2 separate regions of the Homo sapiens genome follow, and region 2 is linked to region 1. Evidence: chromatin loops called from intact Hi-C (ENCODE). Cell type or tissue: GM12878. All regions are shown on one strand. Each heading gives the region's core, and the rest is flanking DNA. Links, peaks and the distances in the headings are about the cores only.

Region 1 (8,338 bases), core at 64-8,063:
GAAACATGGATAAATTCACAATTGATGAATTATTGATATTACATTAAGATATGTGATAAATAATACACATTTATTTCTAGACTTTGTGGTCACCCTCTATAATGAATATTTTTCCAAGTATAATAAACACATTGTTCAAACTGTTCTTAAATCCAATTATAGTTCTTCAAGACATGTATTTATTTTCTGCTACTACTTTTGCAAATGTCACAGGTGTAATATGTGTTTTTTAAAATTAAAGTGAGCATTTTGATACACATTTAAACTAAGGCTTATTTTTTCCTGAATACTAAAGTAACACATGCCTATTGTGAGGAAATTAAAAAATATAAGAATGTACGAAGAAGGGGGACTGTCTTGTATAGTGAATTACCAAGTAATAATCATCACTTGTGTAAGTATAGTTACAGTATTTTTCTATGGGTATATTTTTTCATATTTAGGATTATATTTTTATAAAATGTATACACTTTTTCTTGATAATATGTCATAAATATGTTTCCTTATAATTAAAATACTTTGCAGGTATACTTTTAAATTCTTACATAGTTGTACACAATATAGGATATGTATATTTCATAATCAATTTAAATATTCCTCTATTTTTGAACATCTAGGTTGGTTCGGACATTTTACTCTTATAAAGAACATAGCAATAATGATCTTTGTATGTAAAACTTTCCTGGTCTAAAGCATGTACATATTTTTAAGGCTCCAAGTAAAAAATGCCAATGCATTTTTTTTTTAGCAAGATGGGACTAATTTATAATTCTACTAATTCTAATACTGAGAGTACTAACATAATACTACTAATACTAATGCCAAGAATAAATGATATTTATATTAAAAATAATATATTTATAAAATAGTGTCAATTTATTAAAAGAAAGATAACACCTTGTCAGTTTAATTGATAGGTTGAACACTTTTTTCTTAAATGTACTTGCTACTTATATTTCCTTACCTGTGAATTTCTTGCTCATGTCTTTTGTATAATGATATTTTGGTGGTCATTTATCAATTTAAATTAAGAATGCAACCCTTTGCAATATTCATCATAAATATTTACTCAGTTTTATATGTTTCTTAATTTTTGAATGACACTTTTTAGATACATATATTTTACATTTTTAGGAAAGCAAATACAGTGATTATTTTCCTTTCTGATACCTTCCAATGCTTTCAAGTTTAGAGAGTCCTCCTGATCGAGAGATCAGATCTTCGTCTTTTAAAAAATTAAGTTAAATTAGAATTTACACAGAACTGTTCACTCTCCCATAACTTAATTTGGAATGTGTTTTTAAATAAGATTTGGAAACTTAAATAAAGTCTTTGAGCTTAAGTAAAAAATAATATGTAATGATAAATTTCTGATAGCGCTTGATGATTCTGATCAAATGATCAAATTCATCTAGCCAAATTTGCATTGTCTATTTTAGACTTTAAGGACCAAATTATGTCCATATTCTATAGATCTTTAGAAGTAGAATGAGTTTTGAAGAAAAGTAACTGCGAGGGCAGTTATTAGGTGCTCTGTCTGAGTCCCGTTTCTAAGCTTGTTTGCAGCTATTGCACTTGATTTTAGAGTGAAGCTCTGTAGTTATTATTGGGCAAGCTGAACTAACGCAGTGGTGAGTCAATGGTCACTGTTCTTGCAGACATGAAATGAAGCTTAATTTTCTGAAGAAGCCACTGTCACTGATGTGAAATGGCATTCTAGTGACATTTTCTTCTCAGAAGTTAGTGCTGCTGCCTGTGTTCTGAAATTTAATCTGAGGCCCAGTGGGCAAGTGCTCCGACAGGAGTTAAGAATAATGAGTCATCCCAAGTGCCAACATCTGTTTCAAGTTGGAAATTGATGCACTGTTATTTAAAAACAGGGCTTCTGGCTTTTCACAAATGAACAATTAGCATCTCACTGCTTTAAGAATTTGAAAAATGTTTTTATTTTGCCATCTTATAACTGACTATATAGTGGTGAAATTCTCAAAATTATTTTGAATTTGTGGGAAGAACATTAACGTTATTTGCTTTCTGAATCATTTTTCCCTGGAAATTGAAATTAATTTAAAGGAAATTGTATAGGTCCAGGCACATTTTCAATGAGTGTCACTGAAGATGACAGTTTTATGTGACTAAATTTATGACTCTATGACTCAGACCAGGAGTTGTTTCTTTGGTTGGTAAGGCTAAGTCCCAACCTCAGACCCTCTGGGGCCGAGGTTATAGAATGACTATTGTACAGATGGAACAAGAGTGGGAAATAGTCCCAGGCAGGGAATGGCATCTCCATTTCATGATGAACTTCCTGTCACATTTTATTTCCCAGGTAAGTGGCAGTAATCATAACACTTTAATGAAGAAAATAAACCTTAGGCATGGAAAGATTCCAAATATTTGTATAAAAAGTGAAATGTCTACTTAATTACCCAACCACTTTTAAATAGTCAGGTTTGAGGTATTATGCAGATGAAATGTTTGAATTAATCTCTTTGTTTTTATGTGCCTGTAGTCTTAACATGGCAGATTAATAAATATTTTTATTGATTCTATTCTTGATTGACAACTTATTATTTTCATAAATATGGATTAACTGTGAGAAAACCGAACTACTGATAACTTCAGATAATGAGTTCTGTTTATTATCTTCAGCACTCCCTATCACTCACTTTACCTATTCCACTGTAAATATCTTAAGAATATTCTCAGGGGCCGGTCACGGTGGCTCACACCTGAAATCCCAGCACTTTGGGAGGCCAAGGCAGGTGAATTGCTTGAGCCCAGGAGTTTGAGACAAGCCTGGGCAACATAGTGAAAACCCACCTCTGTGAAAAATACAAAAATTAACAGAGTGTGGTGGTGCACACCTGTAGTCCCAGCTACTTGGCAGGCTGACTTGGGAGGATTGCTTGAGCCTGGGAGGTGGAGGTTGCAGTAAGCTGAGTGACAGAGCAAGACCCCATATCAAAAAAAAAAAAAAAAAAAAAAAAAAAGAATATTCTTAGAAATCTAGTTTGTAGAGAGAAAAATTCTAAAGCTCCAAAATAATTATCAACTTCGCTATCTAACTTCAATTACTGTAAAATCTATTTTATTAATTACTGGTTAAATTTGCTCTAAATTATTCTAAACAAAGGATTTCAATACTAGCAGCTGTGAATTAAGCTTCAGGATCTAGAATTCATTTCAAGATGTGTATATGCTTGTTTGTGCACATTGTACCTTTTTCCTTTCACTCATTTACAGGTATTAAATTCCCTAAGGATGTTCCAGAGAAGTTTCCATTATTCTTTCAGCAGTTAGAGAACTGCTTCCAGCTGAGCACCAGCTTATCCCACCAGCAGGAAAAAGTTTGTTCTTCCTATTATTCTAGCCGTTCACTCATCAATCTTGCTTTAGCAACTTGTTGGGCATGAAAAATTGGTTAGATGAAAGTATTCTCTTGCTTTTGGTATATTTGTTGTCTTACAGGCAGCAATAACAATGACAACAATAAACAGAAAACTAGAGAATTTTGAATATATGCTCTCTCAGGAAAAGTCTGAAAGAAAAAACAGTTATTTTTGGTGTGTTTTAAGAAGCAGCAGCGAGTGTTAACCTTAATAACAAGCAGAGAGACGCTCTATAAAAGAAAATATTTATTTTCTTGAAATAGGGCATTGCAAAGGGAATATGTGTGCCACAGTAAACTATGTGCGTATTCAGGAAGGTAAAAGAAGACCAGGATTTTTAAAAGAAAAATGATAAAGTTTACATAATTGTTTTAAGGTAATTATCCTTGGCTAAAAAAGTCAATAACCTTGCTGGTCTGAGGTTGGACAGGTAGTTGCTGGGCAGATGTCCTTGCAGAAGTATATTTTTGTGTAAAGTTGCCATGGCCTTTGTGCAAAGTTGTGGTTTTGCAGCGTCTTTTGTGATAGTTCTTGCTATTAGTCATTTATGCATGAGAACCCTTCCTTCGTGGACTTTCCCAGCTCTATTTGCCAGAATTTTAAACACAATTTACTCCATTTTGACTCTGACAATGTTCACAGGAGTGTGGGCATTGAAGCAGACTAATACTCTAATTTTTCTAGGTTCAAGATTGAATTTAAATTGACTTAAAATATAAAAATGAAATTATCATTTTTGGGGGATCTGTACAAAAATGCTATTTGTTTCTTTCAAAGGATACTTGGAAAATAAATCTGAAAGTCAACATTTATAGATTTTTCTATAGCTAGTGGAATTATCTGTTTGCAATCCAAACATCTCTGGGGAATTAAAGAAATTAAGGAAACAACCCCATTTACAATGGCTATAGAAAGGACTCAGGAAATGACTTAGCCAAGGAGGTGGAAGACTTGTACATTGAAATTTAGAAAACAATGATGAAAGAAGTTAAAGCAGACACAAATAAATGTAAAGATATCCCATGTTCATGGATTGGAAGAATTAATGTTAAAATGTCTGCACTACTCAAAGTGATTTATAGATTCAATGCAATCTCTATTAAAATCCCAATGGCATTTTTCAAACAAATAGGAAAACAATCCTAAAATTCATATGGAACACATGACCCTAAATAGAGGGATTTCCAGCAAGAAGGGCAAAGTTGGACGTATTGTACTTCCTGACTTCAAAATATATCCCAACACTATAGTAATCAAAACAATATGGTACTGGCATAAAAAAAAAACCAGACAAATAGATCAATTGGAACAGAATAGGAAACTCAGAAATAAAATCAAGCATATAACATCAACTGATTTTCAACAAGGGTGCCAAAAATACACAATAAGGAAAGGATAGTCCCTTCAATAATTACTGTTGGAAAAACTGGATAAACACATGCAAAAGAATGAAATTGGACTTACAGCATGCACAAAACTCATGTTGGATTAAATGGATTAAAGACTTAAACATAAGACCTGAAACTGCAAAGCTATTAAAAGAAAACATAAGAGAAAATCTCCATGACATTGGTCTTGGCAATGGTTTCTTGAATATGACACTAAAAACAGACAAGGAGGACTACATCAAACTAAAAACCTTCTTCACAACAAAGGAAATATGGAAAATGGAAAGGCAACCTACAGAATGGGATAAAATATTTGCAATCATATATCTGAAAAAGGATTAATATCCAAATATATAAGAAAGTCGAACTCAATAGCAAAGATAAAAGTAATCCAATTAAAAATGGGCAAAAGATCTGAATAGGCATTTCTCCGGAGGAGAAATGACCAGCAGGTATAGGAAAAAATGCTTAACACTACTGATCAGGAAAATGTAAATCAAAACCACAGTGAGATATCACCACACATATGTTATGACTGCTATTATAAACAACAACCCCCCCCCCCAAAAAAAAAACCCAAAAGATAACAAGTGTTAGTGACTATGTGGTAAAAAGGGAAATCCTTATATACTATTGGCGGGAATATATATTGGTGCAACCATTACAGAAACAGTATGGAGATTCCCTGGGGAAAAAAAAACTGCCATGTAGCAATCTCACTTCTGGGAATATACTCAAAGGAATTGAAATCAGATTCTCAAAGAGATAATTGCATTCCCATGTTCATGGCAGCATTATTCCCAGTAGCAAGATATAGAAACAACCTTAATGTCCAAGCAGACACATGAATAAAGAAAATGTGATATTTACATAAAATGACATATTTTTTAGTCTTAAGAAAATCTTGCTATCTGCAACAACATGGATGAACCTAGAGGACATTATACTAAGTGAAATAAGCCAGGCACAGAAGGACAAATGCTACATGATATCACTTATATGAGGAATCTAAAATAGTCAAACTCATAGAACAGAGAGTAGAATGGTGGTTTCCAGAGGTCATGGAGAGAGGGAAATGGGGAGATTTTAGTCATAGGGCACAAAGTTTCAGCTATGCAAGATGAGTAAGTCCTAGAGATATACTGAATAGTATAATGCCTATAGTTAAGAATACTTTATTGTACATGTAAAAATTTTCTAGGAGAGTAGATTCTACATTAAATGTTCTTATAAAAATATATACAGACAGACATATATACATGCATACAAACTTTTGGAGATGATGGCTATGTTCACAGCATAGATTGTGATGACAGTTTCATAGCTGTATGTTATCTCTAAACCCATCAGGTTTATTCATTAAACATGTACAACTTTTTGTGTATCAACCATACTTTAATAAAGTGGTTTAAAAACTACAACAGCTGGTTTTCATTTATTATATATTTGTGTTTAGCAAAGTAATAATAAATTTGTGTCAAACACAAATATATAATGAATGAAAGCCAGCTAAATTGTAGTAATGTAAGAAAAAGTTAAGGGAAAATACTAGAATTCTATAGTCCTTTCTATGAAACCTTTGGAGCAGATGCATTCAGATATTGGAAAGACACTGTGGTGCATATACTGTGTACTATGTTCCACCCTTAGTAGTTTCTACAGCAATGTTCTTTATCACTTTACTGTTTCTGCAGCAAAACCTGTAAGCATTCATGCTAAATGAAATAAAATAAAGTTATAAATAGTATACATTAGTTCAGGTTAAGTTTTACCACCCAAAGATTGGAGATAAAAAACAACAATCTTACAGATCTCTCAGAGCTTTGGATTTAAGAATTCTCAACATGGTGTTATAAATGGTATAAGACAACATATATGCACAGCTTGGTTGATGATGCTTGTACTAACAGGATCAATGACAGAAAATGTATACACCAGCAAGTGAAAATTATATTAGCTCTCTCTTACAGTGTGTCTCTAACTTTCTATTAGTTGTTTCTCATACGTTCCATCTAACCCTCAAAGCAGCTTTGCACATTTGGAATAATTTATCTCATTTTGTAAATAAGGAGGCCGAGGATCAGAGAAGTCAAGTAATTTGCTCAAGGTCAGATAAATCAGACAGATTCAAAGACAAGTTTTTCAAATTTCAGAAGCCTTTGCTCTTTCTATAGCATAATAATAAGCTAGTGAAAGAAGGCATATTCCCTGAATCAGCTGAGAAACAGGATCCTAAAACAGGTTTTCAGATGCTTGCTACCAGGCTAGATATTTTTCTGTCTGTTAAAAATCTCATGAACGACTATTTCTTTATGGTAGATATTAACAGAATAATCTCAACCTATATACAAAGAAATAAAGTCATTACGTGGCTCTAACATAGGTATTCAAACAAGTGAAAGATGTTCAAGCCATACCATCTCAGAAGGACGAGTTTAAGCATCTTAAAGGCATCGGGTATCTCTAAGCACTAGCAGAAGTTCAGATAATGATACTCAAATTACTTGCCAGAAAAACTGATAACTAATTAATAGGTGATTTTAATGGCTTTAAGCAATGATTTATTTTAAAGTATTTAGTCCTCTATTAATAAAAATAAAATTATTTAATGCAAATGTTTGCAGCTTAATAGCTCCTATAACTCTAGTCTTGTTTTCTGTTTTTCCATGGGATTAAGCACATGACTCATCTATTTTGGCACTTAGTTCTAAGTTGTATACTTCTCTATTTTATGAGAATGTAATTTGTCTTCTTGGTTAGATTGCAATCTTTCAGAGGCTAAGAATTTCATGATGTGCTCTCTTTAAATTCCAGTGACCCTAGGCTGGGCGTGTGGTCTGTATTTAATATGTAAAAATAATTAAATCTGATCCAGCCATTTTGGTAAAGATCACGTTTTTAAACATTAGGTAAACAGTAGGGTTTCTTCTTTTTACAAATGTGTTCTTGAATGACTCAGATTTTGAAATGAAATCTCAACCTCACACCCTGGCATACATATCAAAGAGTTCTGGTTGCTTGGTGTTGCTTTAAAGCTGAGTTTGATCATATCAAGAACAATTTATGAAGCCTTCTTCTTATCACCTTTCTGACAAGTACAATAGTTATGCTTTGAATTTACTTTATTAAATGCTTATGAAGATTTTCTTTTTAGAGTGCCTCATCTTAAAATAAGAATAAGAAAACCTTAATAATCTTCCATGATCAGAGTATTTTACAAAATGCAGCGCCATTGCATGGAACAGAATTGCTGCCTATGCTAAAACAAATCTTGTGGATATATGAGCATTAACTCTAGCCTGCTGTAGATGAAAAAGTTAAATTTGATGAATCTTTCTCTTGAAGGCTGTTCCAAGCTAACAGGTAAATCTTAATGGAGAATCGGTGACATGAACAGTGAAACAAGTGGTGTTTCAGGCTTCCTAAACAACTGAATTATTTAGATGTTTTCTAATATAAAATTGTTACTGCATTTCTATTTCTGAATCCCCTGCCAGGAATATCGTCATCCTAAAGTATTCTTTGAAAAGAGCTGAATGATTCCCTCCAGGTGTTACA
Region 2 (8,338 bases), core at 277-8,276, 300 kb after region 1:
GTGCCTGTGGTTGGATGACTGGTGCAGTTTACAACTGGAGTGGTGGAGTAGACGTTCACATTATCCTCTATGGGACTAGTACCCATGCCCAGAATAGTGCAGTGCACAATGTGTACAGCTGTACTCAGTGGCCCTAGCTATGGCAGACACACTCGTAATTAGTGGCGATCCTAAATTCCTGTGGCATCCAAGTTGTTCATTCCACAAAAAGAAAAAACAAGTACAAATATTTATGGACTGCCTTCTGTGCACCATTAAAATTACTACAATGTTTAAGAAAGAATTCCTACCCAAAAGGAGCACAGAGAGAAAGCCAGACAGATGAACAGTAAAATAGAATGTGATACAAGAATTCAGTTAGAGAAATGTACAAGGTACAATAGGACAAAAGAAAGGGGGCATGTAATACAACCTGGGACTTCAGAAAAAAGTTACTAAAAAATACGTCACATTGGCTCAGCAATGAGGATGAGCAGAAGTTTGCAAAAAAAAAAAAAAAATGACCAGGCATTTCTAGAGATGGAAACATCCTAGGTAAAGTCATAGGGGCAGGAGATATCAGGGTATATGGCAGGAGACATAATCAGCTCAGTAGTATTTAAGCATACAACATAGGACAAGAGTAGAGAAACATGAGGCTAGAATTAAGGCAGGTGGCTGACATACAAATAGAGTCAGAAAATCCAAACTATAAGCTACTGCAGTAGTCCAGATAAGAGATGCTTAATGCTTAAACTAGGATCGAGATGGCAAGAGTGAAAATAAGGGGATAGATTGGATAAATATTCATCATTTATTCATTCCTCTGACATTCGTTGAGTTTTAAGGACTATGCTCAATATGCCCCTGAGTTTATCAACCAAGTCCCTGCCCACGTGGCAGATGCAGTCATGTAAGGGAGACGCATGGGAGGCAAACTTGAGGATTAAGTGTCTGACAGAATTGAAAAGTAGGCAAGTGAAAGCCAGGCCGGTCAACTTCTAGATTTTTGATGGGCAGCTGCTAGATGTGGCCCATTCTCTAAATCGGTATTACTGTGGGAGGAGAGGATGATGATGAGTTCAGGAACGGGTACATTGAACTCAAAACACTCGAACCATGACATTTAAAGAGTAATTTCAGCATTGAATTGTGCCAAAAATATAAAGAAATACATAAATCATACACAGCGTGATGCTTAATTTTGGTGTCACCTTGACTGGCTTAAGGGATATCCAGATAGCTGGTAAAGTATTATTTCTGGGTGTGTCTGTGAGGATGTTTCCAGAAGAGATGAGCATTTGAGCATCCTATTAAACAATCTTATTTTCTGTGAGGATGTTTCCAGAAGAGATGAACATTTGAATTAGTAGACTGAGTCAAGAAGATGGCCCTCACGAGTGTGGGTGGGCATCATCCAATCTGTCGAGAGCCTGAACAATAAGACAGAGGGAAGGTGAATTCTCTCTCTTCAGGAGCTGGGACACCACCATCTCCTGCCCTTGGACATCAGACCTCCAGGTTCTCCAGCCTTCAGACTCTGGAGTTTGCAGCAGGAACAGCTCACGAGGTTCGCAGGTCTTTTGTCCTCACACAGCTTCCTTAGCTCTCCTTGCAGACACCATATCAAGGGACTCTTGGCCTCCATAATCATATGAGTCAATTTCCATAATAAATCCCTTCTTACATATCTCTCTATATATAAGTTCTTTTTCTCTGGAGAACCCTGACTAACATACTACATATACATAAATACATAAAACTACAATGAGATTTCTGCTAAAGGAAAAACCTGCTCGATAGAGCTCTTGTTTATGAATGGATGGATATAGTTCTTCAGAGCTGAATTGTACGTGCAGTATTTCATTTAAGGCTCCACTGATATTTATGGCAGTAAAAAGATGTTCAATTTAAAATGACAAACTTATAATTTAAAGCAATAAAAAGATACACAAGAACCCCTGGCTCCTTGGCAAGATTGGACTGCAGCCTCACAGTGTGAGGCACCGGGAAAGAATTTGTTCTTGTGTGTAGGCTGAACCCAGACCAGTAGGCGATTGCATCTGGGCAAGATCTGTGAATGAGTTAACATTTTTCTATTCCAAAAAAAAAAAAATGTTCTCCAAAAAGTAGTTTTTGTTATTTTACTTTCAGCTGTTTTCAAGGATAATGTTCAGATTTTTTGAATTCAGGAATTCACTTGAGGTATTTAACAGATCTTTCGGCTTCTTCCCAGCCTAATTTTCCTAATAAGCAGCATTTTAACCTACTTTCTTTAAGAAAAGAGAAATAACTTCAAGGGGAAAGAAAGTAGAGTAAGCTGATACAAACACTCCAGAAAGTGCTTCACAATTTGAAAAGTGTCTAAGAATGAAACTTTATATTTTGATGGTAAAAAAAGCTAGTTCCAAAAATAATTATGCCTTAATATTACACAAATTCATTCAACCATATGAAAAATATAGACTGTCAAGAATATTCTTCACAAACATTTCTTAACAGCAAAATCAATCACAGTTAACATACTCATCATATGTATGGCTTTTGCCAAATTCGAGCAGCAATCTGTTTAAAAGGAGAAAAAAGCACTAAATATGAGTCCTCGTTTCTAATCTGAAAATAAGAGGGTTGACCTAATGATCTCGAAGGTAACTGCTAATTTAAAAAGCCTGCTATCCTAGATCAGTATTTTGAGATTAAACTAATCTTTCCAAACTAAACTTTCTAAACTTTGTAAATTATTAACAGTAATTTGCTCTATGTAAAATGTTAAGACATTTTGAAGGTTTATTTAAATTTAAAGTGTTCTATTTTGAATCATGCAAGATTGATATGTTATAAAAAAAAAGTTCCAAGATGTTAAATGCCAGAGTGTATTTATTCATTCATCCCTTGTGCATCCCATGCACACCATCATATTGAGCCATTTATTTATTCATTCATTGGTTTAAATATTTATTGAGCATATGCTGCATAGCCAGCACTTAAAAGACACTAATGAAAGGGAACCAGAAGACACATTTTCTGCCCTTTTCCCTTAGAACCTGATTGGATGGGAAATTCTTTTTTTTTTTTTTTTTTTTTTTGAGACAGAGTCTACCTCTGTGACCCAGGCTGCAGTATAGTGTCACGATCTCAGCTCACTGCAACCTCCGCCTCCCGGGTTCAAACAATTCTTCTGCCTCAGCCTCCTGAGTAGCTGGGATTACAGGCACATGCCACCACGCCCAGATAAGTTTTGTATTTTAAGTAGAGATGGTGTTTCACCATGTTGGCCAGGCTGGTCTTGAACTCCTGGCCTCAAGTGATCCGCCTGCCTTGGCCTCCCAAAGTGCTAGGATTACAGGTGTGAGCCACCATGCCTGGCCTGGACAGGAAATTCCTGAATGGTGCTTAACATGTACAGCAATAGTCTAAGCACTCATCATACAAAAAAAAAAAAAATTGGAAATTTTACCTTGCAAAATATTAGTGTGTCTTTGTCCATAATTTCAGGGAAATACAAGTGAAAGAGTGAATTAAGATACTTGAATGATGTGACTTGTCAGGGATTTGCTGCCAAGAGCATCTCACAGGGAAGCCAGGAGTGTGGATGGGTAAAGAGGAAGTAGGGATCTGGGAACTGAAAACCCCAACATAGAGGCTTCAGGGAGCCTGGTTTTTGCAAGGTCTGGGAAAGAGGTATCCGTTGTCCTGTTCTCTCACTTGTCTCTATTTTATATCTGTCTAACATTCACCTATCAGAAGAATCACTTAAAAACATTATATTTATTATGAACAGCAGACATTATTTGCTGTTTTGACTTTTTATAAAATGCTCCATGGTAACTGCTTGTAAAACGGTTTTATTTTATATGTCAATGGCCTTTGCATGATAGTCCTTGTCTGACTTTCCATCTATTATTCCATGAACATTTTCTATTGTCAACTTTTAAATGCTAGGAAAAAAACAAACTAGTGGCTTGAGAGTCAAGCCTATTCCATTTTCTGTTAACCAGCAAATCACTCCCATACTGCCACCTAGTGGGCCATAGCAGCAGCTTCCACGATTGACAGAAATTGTTAATTCAAGTAAACTCAAATTTAGGATTCTTCAAAATTTCTGCTTTTGCATTAGTTGCTTGGAATACTCAAATCATCTTAACATAAAAATGATATCATGAATGGTTGTTAGGTTTCCACCTTGCTCATAAAACCATTGATCCCACATAAAACCATTGAACCATTTGCTTTGGTTTGGTTTGGTTTTTTGAGACAGTCTCACTCACTCTGTCGCCCAGGCTGGGGTGCAGTGGTGCAATCTCGGCTCACTGCAACTTCTGCCTCCCGAGTTCAAGTGATTCTCCTGCCTCAGCCTCCGAGTAGCTGGAATTACAGGCGTGTGTCACCATGCCCGGCTACTACAATGTACTTTGAATGAACACTGTCTATGTATGCAGACCTATCTGTAGTCACAGCTCCGTGGAGATGTCTCGTGTCATCTCACTTGTACCTTCTGCTCTTACTCGTCCTACAATCTATGAGAAAATGCCTGATTCCCAGCCTTCCACTCCAGCCTTGATGCCTCGACCTGTACTCTGGCTTGGGCAGAAAAAGAACTTCCTTGGGGTCCATCTCTCTCTCTCTCAGCCTGCTGCTGGTTCCTGAAGCTGTGGCTCAACCAAGAACCAGATTCCGCCTCTGTCCCTGTCCCAATTCTGGACTAGCCTCCATTCCACCCTTGCCTGGCCCCTTTGGATGCCTCGCTCCAGCCTTGCCTCTCTGATGGCTCAGTTAAACCCTCACTAATGAGTTCCCATAGTGATTTTCACCCTGTGGCTGGATCAGGCCCTCACAGCTCCTCTTGACCAGAGAGGTAGTTGTCTTCTCTGCTTATTCCTCCTTTCCAAATATTTTTAAGTGTATGATGAATTAGTAGTGTGTTTGCCTGATCCTAGGGAAAAAGGGACACAGTAGCTTAAGGAATTTCTCATTCTTCTGGTTTTCTGTGATGGCCTCTGTCCTTGAGTTGAGGTCTGAATATATGTAGAATATATCTAGCTAAAAGGAGCCTGCCTTATAGTCTAGACTTTTTTTTCAAATTTTATATAAAGGTGTCAAATATGTAATGGATATATACGTAGCTTGGCCAGGCAGTGTTTCGGGCCCTAGATATAAGATGCTGTTCTCATCTTATTTTATTGGGGGAATGAGAGACAGACAGCAAGTTAGCACATATATAACATATAATAATACTTTGAATGATGAAAAATGTCTTGAATGAGAAAAAACAAGGTAAGAGGACAATGAGTACTGGGAATTGTATGTGTCAGTGGGGATATTTTACATAGTTTTCTAAGGAACACCTCTGGATTAGTTGTCTATGGCTGCATAAAAAATTATCCAGAGGTTTAGCAGCTTAAAATAACAAACATTTATTACTTCGCCATTTCCATGGGTCAGCAATCCAGGTGCAGATGAACTGGGTGCCTGTGAATCAAGGAGGTCTCTCACAAGTCAGCCATCAGGGTTGGGGCTGCAATCATTTCCAAGCTTAACTGGGAGAGTATCTGCTTCCAAGCTCACTCACATGGCCAGTGACAAGCCCCAGGTGCTCACTGGCTCTCGATCACAGATATCAGTTTCTTGCCTTATAGGTCTGTCCGTAAGGCAATTGACAAGAGTTCTAAGAAAGATAGAATGAGAAAGACTGGTACAGAGCATGAAAGATGTAAGCCAGACTCTTTTTGTAACCTCATTGTGGAGGTGGCATCCTATCACTTCATTGCATTCTATTTGCTACAAGTGAGTCACTAGGTCCAGCCCACACTCACCTAGTAAATACAAGCAGGCAGAGATCATTGGGAGTTATGTTAGACAAAGTGATATTGGATGAGAGGCTAGAATGAAGTAAGGAGCAAACTCTCTGGGGAAGCATTACCCATGTCAAGGGATCAGCAAATATGTAAACCTTGAGACAGGCACATTCTTGATGTGTTCAAAGAACAGCAAGATTTGCTTGTCTGGAGCCCAGGAAGCAAAGGAGAGAAGCACAGAAGATGAAGTCAGATATACCTGGAAGGTAGACATGGACCTGCTGTGTATCACTATAGATCAGTGTGTAATTTTAAGAATTTTATATAAATGGAATTAGACATTTATATAAATAATAATCAGCATAATTGTTTTGAGATTTATCCATGTTCTTGAGTATATCAATAATCCATTCCTCTTTATGTCATTGATTGTAACACTGTTAATCTATTCACCTGTTGATGGGCATTTAGGTTGTTTTTAGTTTGGGGCCGTTACAAACAAAGTTGCTATAAACATTCATGTGCAAATCTTTTTATTTATCTTGGATAGTTACATGAGCACGCAATACCTGAGTCATACAGCAGCTATATGTATCTTTTTTAAAACTGCCAAGCTGTTTTCCAAAGTGGCAGGACCATTTTCCATTCCCACCATTCAATGTGTGAGAATTCCAGTTGCTCCACATTCTCCCCCAACATTTGATTTTTAATTTTAGCCATTCTAATACGTGCATAGTGACATTCTTTTGTGGCTTTAGTTTTCCTTTCCTCAATGATTAGTGCTATTTAACATTTTTTCATCTACCTACTTGCTATTCATTTATCTTCTTTGATGAAGCTTCTGTTCAGATTTCCCCCATTTCTTTTTTTGAAGAGGAAAGAGTTGTTTGAGTTTTGAGAATTCTCTGTATATTCTGGATCTGAGTCTTTTATTAGATATGCGTTTGATATTTATTTCCCATTTTTTCCATTTGTTCTTTATTGCCTTTTTCCTTTTACTGCCTTCTTTTGGATGGATTGAATAGTTTGTATTATTCCATTTTCATATTCTCCACAATTTTTTAATGTGTTGGGGGACGTGTGTGTGTGCATGTGTGTGTGTGTTTATTTTTTTCTCTTTGCAATTCATTTTGGAAACTTTTTATTGATCTGCTTCAAGTTTACTGATTCTTTTCTTAGCCATGTCAGGTCTACAATTATTTCTAATTTTCCCCTTCTGGGTATTTTTTGTTTATTTGTTTTGCTGCTGCTTTCATGCATTTTACTTCTACATGTTAAACTTACACATTAAAACCCCACAATATTTGGTTTTTAATTCTGCCTCAAGCCATTGATTATATTTTAAAGATATTTAATAAGAAAATTCTCTATATTTTTCTACATGCCATTTCTTAATTCTCTTCATTATTTTGTATAGGACCAAATTTCCATCTAGCATCATTTGCCTTATGCTTGAAAGACTTCTTTCAACATTTTTTGTAGGGCAGGGTCTGCTGGTGATTAATTCCTTTAACTAATATGTACCTTCATTTTTGCAAGATGTTTTCCCTGGATAAAAAATTACAGGCTGAAAGTTTTGTTTTTGTTTTTTCAGTATTTACTGATGTTGCTCCACTGTTGTCTAGTTTGCATTGTTTTCATCAAGAACTCTGCTCTCCTCCTTGTCTTTTTTCCTTTGTATCTAATGTGTCTTTCGCTTCGGGCTTTTAAATTTTTCTTTTTTTAACTGGTTTTAAGCAATTTCATTATAACGTGTCTTTGCATACTTTTCTTCATGTTTCCTATGCTTGGAGTTCTTTAAGATTCTTAGACCTGAGGTTTATAATTTTCATCACATTTGGAAATGTTTTTAGTAATTATTTCTTTCAAATGTTTTTCTGTCCCTCTCTCTCTTCTCCTGTGGGGGTTCCAAATTCTCCTGTATTAGTTTGCTTGAAGTTGCCTCACAACCCACTGATGCTTTATTGATTCGTTCAGGATTTTTTCCTTCTTGGATAGTTTCATTTGGGATAATTTCTATTACCATGTCTTCAAGTTCACTCATCATTTTTTCTGCAATACCTAATCTGTCATTGATCCAGTCTGTCTTTTTATCTCACACATTATAATTTTAACCTTAAGAAATTCGATTTTTGTATCTTCATATCTATAACTAACAGTTCAATCTTTTCTCTAGCTCCATAAATATATGGAATATCTATGTTCTGTTTTAATAACAGAACTAACAACCTTATCAATAAGCTTAATGTCTTCAATAACTGATTATCCATGTAATTTCTGGGCTAATTTCAACTAATTATTCTTTACCAGCTTGTGGGCCCTGTTTTCCTGTGTCTTTCCATGCCTATTAATATTTTATTAGATGGGCTGGGCACAGTGGCTCATGCCTGTAATCCCAGCACTTTGGGAGGACAAGGTGAGCAGATCACTTGAGGTCAGGTGTTCAAGACCAGCCTAGCCAACATAGTGAAACCCCATCACTACTAAAAATACAAAAATTAGCTGAGCATGGTGGCGTGTGCCTGTAATCCCAGCTACTCAGGAGGCTGAGGCACAAGAATCAC

What was found. Peaks named below come from ENCODE experiments on the same cell type or tissue, not always from the same donor. Only the 100,000 strongest peaks of a DNase experiment are listed, where the experiment ranks them.
Region 2: it touches region 1 in a loop (2.6-fold over the local background); 1 of 110 quality-filtered maps calls a loop at or near these places.

Annotation. Positions count from the first base shown.
Region 1 is chr6:130,619,859-130,628,196 of GRCh38, reverse strand. No RefSeq gene overlaps it. Among named protein-coding and RNA genes, the nearest start is that of SMLR1, 200 kb to the left of the region's middle. RefSeq lists a silencer at 1,719-2,013. In GM12878, for the core only: no CTCF peak of the experiment used is centred there; DNase peaks (open chromatin) are centred at 2,196 and 3,936.
Region 2 is chr6:130,318,530-130,326,867 of GRCh38, reverse strand. LOC112267974 (a long non-coding RNA gene) reads right to left here. Exons shown (of 3, transcript XR_002956398.2): 3 at 3,366-8,338. It also overlaps a transcript of SAMD3 not described here. Among named protein-coding and RNA genes, the nearest start is that of TMEM200A, 43 kb to the left of the region's middle. In GM12878, for the core only: a CTCF peak has its summit at 4,005 (motif pointing left); a DNase peak (open chromatin) is centred at 3,987.